Linked DNA regions of Homo sapiens: region 2 is linked to region 1. A link is a contact called in ENCODE Hi-C data. All regions are on one chromosome and are shown on one strand. Each heading gives the region's core, a stretch centred on a gene start or an enhancer-like site at or near the end of the contact. The rest is flanking DNA. Distances are from core to core; before and after follow the strand shown.

What was found. Hi-C counts contacts between places; a loop is a spot of excess contacts on that map. Pooled maps may share reads with other maps.
Region 2: a loop to region 1 is called in a pooled map, with 4 times the contacts of the local background. The contact joins the promoter of FIRRE here to the enhancer-like site in region 1. A Hi-C loop is called at or near these places in 4 of 168 maps with a recorded cell type or tissue (GM12878, IMR-90, gastrocnemius medialis and 1 more), 10 of 37 single-sample maps with no recorded cell type and 14 of 50 pooled maps.

Annotation. Positions count from the first base shown.
Region 1 is chrX:131,791,367-131,795,545 of GRCh38, forward strand. It overlaps FIRRE (firre intergenic repeating RNA element), which reads right to left. Exons shown (of 10, transcript NR_152876.1): 3 at 2,931-3,100. It also overlaps the pseudogene MCRIP2P1. Among named protein-coding and RNA genes, the nearest start is that of FIRRE, 37 kb to the right of the region's middle. RefSeq lists enhancers at 953-1,322, 1,715-2,009. Within about 2 kb of position 1,830, at least 13 of the 41 ENCODE cell types and tissues checked have a DNase peak (open chromatin) inside an H3K27ac peak, as active enhancers do; they include GM12878, where a contact is called at or near this core.
Region 2 is chrX:131,828,588-131,832,766 of GRCh38, forward strand. FIRRE (firre intergenic repeating RNA element) reads right to left here and starts at 2,056. Exons shown (of 10, transcript NR_152876.1): 1 at 1,705-2,056.

The sequences.
Region 1 (4,179 bases), core at 580-3,079:
GAGAGGGACTACAGAAGTTCCCTAATGCATACTTTTCATTGATGTCACTTTCGCCACCTGTTTTTGAATTCGTAGAAACAATCATGCTTCTTGAAAACATACCTGCCACAATAGTCATACATGATAACGTGAAGTGAGATCACGGGTAATGCCATCTCCAACAAATACTATTAAAATGTAGATTGATTTTCAGTCCCTTTCACTGTTTTTGGTTTATGTGTTTATGTACAACAGTCCACTAGAAGAAGATGTAACTCTTCCTTGATTAGCTCAGTGGTTCAATTTCTCTTTATGCCCTTCTAGTCTTCAGACAATTGGGTGCCCTTGAGACCCTCAGAAAACTTACTTGCTCCTGCTACATCCCACCTGGAATTGGTCTGTCCTTGGTGTTCTCACATTGCTGCAACAAATGACTCATGCCTCACAGCAGAGTGACACTGCCTGAAAGCCTGCTAACTCTTGCTCCAAGGGAGAAACATAACGCACCCATCCATTCCCCACGTAGGCACCGTGTAAAGTCTCAGGAAATACTTGAAGTATATGTAACACATGGGAATGTTGTTATTTTGGTGTTAAATGATGCGACCATGAGATATAACTCTGTGTAACCTCGACAGGAATTGAACATATGCATTATGAGTATCATTCCATGTGGAGTATATGTGGCGGGCAGCAATGACAACTATCGGATCCCTCCTCTATGGCTGATGCCAAATTACTGCCTATAGTGCAACACATGAGGCTAGAACATGAAGAACTCCCTGGTTGTCTGGGCGGGGAGCCAGATCAAAGAACACCAGAATTTGTAAATTGCTTGCCAGAGAAGATCTCCAAGTTTCAAGTAATTTTCTCCTTGTGCCTTCATCCCCTGAAAAAGATAATTTTATACCATGAAGTGTACTGGCCCCTTAACTCTGTGAAATAAATCGCACCCTCAAAGTCTTGGACAGGAGGATATTTAATTTCTGAAAGCACAAGATTCTTAATGAAGGCGGGCCTTGTTTGATTTCAAGTGGAAAACAAAAGCAAAAGTGCAGCGGTAAGACCAGCTGGCCCCAAACTGGGCTAAATGCAAGGCAGCCATGTTTGGTGGCGCCTTTGTGGATGCGTGGCGTTTTTTCATACAGGAAGGGCGGGAGTAGAGGGCGCCAAGACCAGACTACTTAGCATATTTGGAGCACTACTGCCATCGTGAGGATGTCGTTTAACGAAACCCTACGCCATTACAGAGTTCTAGTGTGGGCTACCTGTTGGGACAGGTCTGGTCTGGTAAGAGGTGGAAGAGGCTTGGCCTCTATGCTGGGAGGCCTCGCCTACTCCTCTAAGGCTTTAAAAAAGACCTGGACATTGGCGGTATCTTGCTATAGAACCTGGAGTGTGAAGGTTCTAATAGCAAATCCTGTAAACTTCCCTTGGAATAACCCTGTTAATTGTGCGCAACACTCATGCTACCAGAGACCCAAAGATCCATAGCAAGATGACAGCTCGTGGAAAACTTCTGACTCTTGCTCCAAGGGGCAGGAACAGCAAAGAGATGCCCATAAGAGCCTACATGTGTCTTTGAGAGGGTTTCTGCTGTCCTGCCCACACCAGGAGGAACTGAGGCCCCGACCCACGACTTCCTGTACCAGGACCTCCTGGCAGCTGCTGCTTCACTCCAAGCCCCTCAATCTCCAGGTTCTACACCAAGATACCGCCAAATTCCAGTTCTCTCTTCAGGCCTTAGAGGAGAAGGCAACAAGACCTAGTCTGGAGCCCAATCCTCTTCCACCTCCTCACAGACCAGACTTTCCCCCACAGCGAGGCTTCCCGGGAAGGACGCTGTAATAGCCTATTCTGTCTTTAAACGATTTCCTCACGGTGGCAGTAGTGCTTCAGATTTTCAAGGACGCCCTGTCTTGGAGCAGTCTTCTCCCGCCCTTCCTGTCTGAAAAAACGCCACCCAGAGACAAATGCGCCAGGAGACATGGCTGCCTTGCATTTTGCACAGTTTGGGGCAACCTGTGCAAATTCCTGTACTTTTGCTTTTCTTTTCCATGTGAAATCAAGTCAAAGCCTAAACGACCCATCCTCATCAGGAATCTTGTTCTTTCAAGAAATTAAATGTTTTCCAGACTTAGTCTATGTGGGTTGGCTCAGTACTTTCACATGGTATCAAAATGTCTGTCTCAGGCCGGAAATTAGACCGATCAGAGAAGAAAAGCGATAATAAATGGTCAGAAGCCTGGAGATCATCATGAGCCACCAATTCACAAGTCTAGGTGATCTTTGACCTATTCCCCTCCCCAGACAACCAGGGAGTCCTCCTCCATTTTCTCAGTTTATGTGATGAATTGTCAGAAAGTGTTTGGTAGAAGTAGGAAGAGAAGGCCAAGACAGCGCACATCATTGTATGTAATACATTGTTCCACAGGGCATGATACATATACTTACATCTGTATAAACTCCCATTAGAAGTTACACAGTTTTGGGGCAGATGCAGTGGCTCACGCCTGTAATCCCAACACTTTGGGAGGCCGAGGCCGGTGGATCACTTGAGATCAGGAGTTTGAGACCAGCCCGGCCAACATGGTGAAACCCTGTCTCTACTAAAAATACAAAGATGAGCCAGGTGTGGTGGCCCATACCTGTAGTCCCAGCTACTCAGGAGGCTGAGGCAGGAGAATCGCTTGAATCCGGGAGGTGGAGGTTGCAGTGAGCTGAGATCACGCCACTGCACTCCAGCCTGGGCGACAGAATGAGTGAGACTCTGTCTCAAAAAAAAAAAAAAAAAAAAAAGATAGTTACACAGTTTTAAAAATTGTCCTCTGTTTAACAGTGAATAATTTATATTTCCACATGTTCCTATGCCATTAAATATTTTTCAGCTTCTTCTTGTGACTTGAGTGTGTGTGTGTGTGTGTGCCTGCATGTGTGTGTGTGTGTGTTACCTCTTATCTCTTAGGTATCAGTCTTACAATATCTTCTTATTAGCAATGGTGTTTGCAAGCCAGGTACAGTCTTGTGTTCTTGTAGTTTCAGCTTCTTGGAAGGCTGAGGCAGGAGAATAGCTTGGGCCCAGGAGCAGAGCAGCTTGAAGAACATACTGACACCTTAGTCTCTAAAAAAAAAAAATTAAAAAAGAATGATGTTTGCCATATAGTTCAAAAATAATCTTGTGTACATCAAGAAGAATAACACCATCATAAAATCTGTTAAGACAACTGATAACATTTTGGGTTATTTTCTTCCATACTTTTCAATGTATAGATACATACGCCTACTATATTTTGTTCACACAAAAAATAAATCTATATTAAAATTGGATTAATCTGTACATTGTGGTTTGGATCAGACCAGATGTGTATTCTGACAAAGTTTTGAAGGGAAAGTATTTGCTTGCATTAAATGCATGTACAAATTCTCCTTAACATCTTGTTTTGTATAAATAAGTACATACACACATACATACGGATATAGGCACAGATCATGGTAACTGAAATGATTACCATGACTAATCACTACCATGACTAATCACTACTATGGTTAGTAAACATGTGTACACAGATAGGTGTATAAATATCATAAATAAGTGGTCTCTCAATCCCAATAGGAAATGACTTTTAAAATGGTTTTATCACACATTCACGTCTTCTATTGGTCATATAAGAACTTCTCTATTTAAAGTTCCCATATATTTGTATGTCCAGTGTTCAAATATGTTCTCTACATTTATTGTAGCTTAAACATTTGCAAACTTGTTAAATATTCTTAAAGATTATTCTTAAATATTTTGTGGGATGCCAGGTTGTTTTTAAGAGTGCCTTCCTGTTTTTGGCATTTCTCGAAATTAGATCTGCTTATTTACAATATTTTCAGATACAGTAGCCCTGTTTAAAGAAAAGCAGGTAGGTCACAGTTAATGCCACCACCAAGAAACAAGTAATTTCAAAATGCGGATCTATTATCAGCATTCCCTTTCTCTTTCTTTCTTTCTTTTCTTTTCTTTTCTTTTTTTTTTTTTGGCAGTTTCTCGACTTTATTAGCCTGGAGCTCCTCTCCGACATCCCCAGGGGCTGGTCTCTGGTCCCTGGGCACAGTGAGCAGGACTGAGGTCAGACGGGTTCAGCCCCTGGCCATAGCAGCTTGGGACAGCTGGGCCAAGGGAACAACAGGTGCAAAAGTCCAAATGCTGGCACT
Region 2 (4,179 bases), core at 806-3,305, 37 kb after region 1:
TCTTAGGGACCTAGGGCTAAGAAAGTGAAGAAAATAATGGAAATAACAGCCTAGAGAAGAACAAATCTAGGCACCAGGCCATGTGACTTGTTTCACTGCCAGGTTCCCTGGGAGTCCTCCATTTTCTGACCTGGGCACTAGGTCTTGTGTATTGAGTTGGGGGCAGCCATGTCAGAACCCTAATAGGAGGGTCCAGATAGATCTCAAGGCTGAATTCCATACAATATCCCTCTTGGGGTGACACACACACTCCAAACTTACAAAATTCCAGTAGAAAGGAACATGATTTTGTCTTATGGTTCCATCATTCAACATTAAAACACAAGCAAGTTCCCATGCACATCATTATTTGACTTTTAATGGCTTCCTATGGCTTTATTATATATGTGTGTGCCACTGCTTAAGCTTAGGAATCAGTCTTATGGTGTTTCCTCATAAGTAATTAAGACATGGTGCTTGTAAAGAATTTAGAAAATAACCATGTGCTGATCAAGAACAAAAGCACTGTCATAAAATCTTGTATTAAACACTAATAGCCTTTTGCATATTTACTCCCATTATTTCAACATGCACAGAGGTCTATATTTACGGTAATACACTACAATAAGCATATTTAAATTAAATTTATATATGCATCATGTTTTAGATGCAAACTTTTCACTGCTCATTCCTGGGTAACTGAAATTGTCATGAAATATTTGCAAGACCTGGATTTTAGATAATAAAATATTTGCAATGAGCTTCTTGATTGACTAATTCATTAAAGAATGTTAGGTTCTCAATTTTTAAAAAATTTATACACAGGACATAATACCTATAATGCCACCACTCAAGTATCTTAATTTTGATACCTGCCTTACCTAATCATTAGTATGCTGACTATATATATATATATATATACATGCTAACATTGGAACAGGCACTATGTGCTTATGCCTCAGAACATTAGGGTTTCTTTTGTTTATATTTTTCAAAACTTATACCAAAATTTTATCTTAAAATTTTATGTAAAATCTATAAAGTTGAAACGCATACTCACTCTAACACTGACCATGATTATGCATGATATGCATAATGCATATATATGTATAAGCATTAGATAGATAGGTCCAAGTTACCTGGTTACAGGCCTAGAGGGAAAAGAAAATGATTGCACCTATTATATATATATTTACTTCTCTTTATTTATTTATTTTTATTCAGCCTCTGGGAGCATGGACTATCCTTTTCTTTAAAGACAATTGAATGCAAACTGGATACAGTTTTGCACAAATTCTTCAACACCACCTTATACCATTTGCATACATGAATGACAATGTATATTTGAGTGCTTGGATTTTTTTTGTATCTTACTCTAGAAGACCTTTCTATTTCAAGAAATTACAAAAGTTACACCCACTGTTGGCACCGTTTAGATTTTAAGAAATTATAAGTAGAAAGTAAACGGTACTTCAATCACAACAAGAAATAGCCACTTAAAAATATCCTTGCCATACATTCTTATATCTTCACTTTGCACAAATAATATACACTTAAAAAATGTTCAAATTCTCTTGTACTTTGAATGCTAAAACAAGTTTTCCTCATTTGTAACTTGAATGCTCTTCAAATCTCATTAAGTATTCTTTAGAATAATGACAGGTTTTAAAATCTTGCCACATGTTTTTGCATTTCTAGAAATAATCATGCTTCTTTACAATGTACCTGCTATAACAGCCATGTATGGAGAAGTGAAGCGAGGTCACAGGTAATGCCACCTCCAGCAGACAAGAACTTTTAAAATGTGGGTTCATCTTCAATCCTCTTCACTCGGTTTTGGTTCTCATCTGTTTGTGCGTGGTCAGCTCTCCTAGCAAAAGTGCTAACCCTTCTTGGTTTGGCGGGCTGATCCCATTTCTCTTCAAGGTCCTCCTAGCTGCAAGCAATTTGGTTGCACCTGGGACCTCCAGCAAGCACATGGCATCCTTTTATAAGCAACCTGGTATTGTCTGGTTCTCTGCAGTGACTCTGCTACCACAAAGGTCCTAGGCCCCAGAGCCTGAAGGCACCACGTGTCAGCCTTTCCCAGACTCTCAGGGGCGGGGAGAGAGACGAATACCCACAGGCCCAGTACTTCGTTGGTTGGTGGCTTCCTCCAGTCCCGCCCATACTGGGAGAATACCAAGACCCCACCCTACAACTTCCTGGGCCTGGACTTCCTGCCAGAGGCCGACTTAGTCTTCCCTCCCCACGGGCCAGTTCCTACACCTGGACCTCACTCTGTCCAGAGCTTCAGGTAGGCCTCAGGAGGTGGAACTAAGATCCAGCTCATGGTCCGAGCCTGCTCAGCCTCTAACAGAATGGAACTTTCCAATATAAGCCCTCTAAGGGATGGGGCTTTTTCCAGAAATTTCCTCACGATGGCAGTGTTGCTCCTGGAATTCTATCCAATACTGCCCCCAAGCCCTCTTCTCCCGCCCGTCTGGTATGAAAAAAAAATGTGACCAACAGATTAAGGCACCAGGAAATATGGCTGACTTGAGAAACTCGCTCATACTATTGTGATTTTGCTTTTGGTTTTTCATCTGAAATCAAACTGGCGCCTAAACCTACACTCTCATCAGGGGTCTTTTCAGTTCAAGAACTCAATTTCCACTTACCTAGTCTTCACAGTTCTGCTTTTTCTTCACCTAACTTTTTCTCATGGTACTAAATTGTCTTGGTGTATCAGGGGTCAAACCTCAGGGATCCAGGCCTAGAGGGAAAAGCAAATGGTTGCATCTAAGGGCTTGGAGAAGAGCAAATCCATGTTGTTCTTGCCTGACTCACTTCCCAGGTTTCCCGGGAGTCCTACTCAATTTCTGGCCTAGGCACTAGGCCTGTGTGTTGAGGGAGAAGCAGTTGTCTGGAACCCTAAGCTAAGTGTCTAGATGGTTCTCAAGACTGCGTGCTATACAGTGCCCATTTGGAAGGGTACACAAACTCAAATATGTATAAATTCCAGTCAGAGGAGACTGATACAGTCTCATAGTCAAAATAATTTAAAATCGGAACACAGGCATGTTCCTATGTTCTTATATGACTGTCAATGGTTTCCTGTGACTTTAGTGTGTATATGCTTATCACTTAGGGGTCAATCTTATGGTATTTTATCTTACGTAATTAAGACATGGTGCTTGCAAAGGATTTGCAAAGGATTCAGAAAAGAACCATGTGCTGACCAAGAGTAAAGCACTGTCATAAACAGTACCTATTAGTAATACTGATAAACATCTGGATTATGTTTTGTGAACTAAAAAGTGTCTGAGACAGGTCTCAATAGTTTCAGAAATTTATTTTGCAAGTTTAAGTACACGCATGCCTGGGAGATAGGTCCATGCCTTTCTTCAAAGATGATTTTGAGGGCTTCAATATTTAAAGGGGAAAGGGCAGATACTGGGGAAAGGGGAAGAAATTTTGAAAAGATGTGGGTAGATAAGAGGCAAAGGGTAGCATTCTTTTGAGTCTTTGATCAGCCCTTCATAGGCGAGATGAGGGTAGAGGAATAGTCACGTACACATTCATCTAGCTCAGTGAATCTGCATTTTTTACATAGGATAAAATAAACACAGGGCAGAGGAAGCAATCAGACATGCATTTGTCTCAAGTGAGCGGAGGGAAGACTTTGAGTTCTGTCTTTTGTTCCATACCTGTGAGGATAAGCCAAAATTTACATTGTCAGGGTGAAATTCAACAGAACTGTTTCAGGGTAAAAATCTTGGGGCTCACAAGGAATTTCCTAGTGGGCAAATTGTGAGGGAGATATGTAGCTTTTTGTTTTTGCTTTGTTCAATCATTGTAGCCATCTTATTTAGGAATAAAATGGGAGGCAGGTTTGCCTGACGCAGTTCCCAGCTTGACGTTTCCCTTTGGCTTAGTGATTTTGGGGCCCTGAGATTTATTTTCCTTTCACAGTTTCAACATACACATGCAAACTCATATACTCATGCACTCATTTCAATATATACACATAAACATTTATATTTCGTGTCATACACAATAGTAAGTTTACATTAAAATGAGGTTTATTTGTATGTTATGGTTTGGAGTATACTTTCACTTCTGTTTCCTGGGCAGTTTGTCATTATCATGAAAAATTTGCAAGACCTGAATTTTTAGTAAATGAAACATTAACCAAGAGCTTCTTGATTGCTACATTCA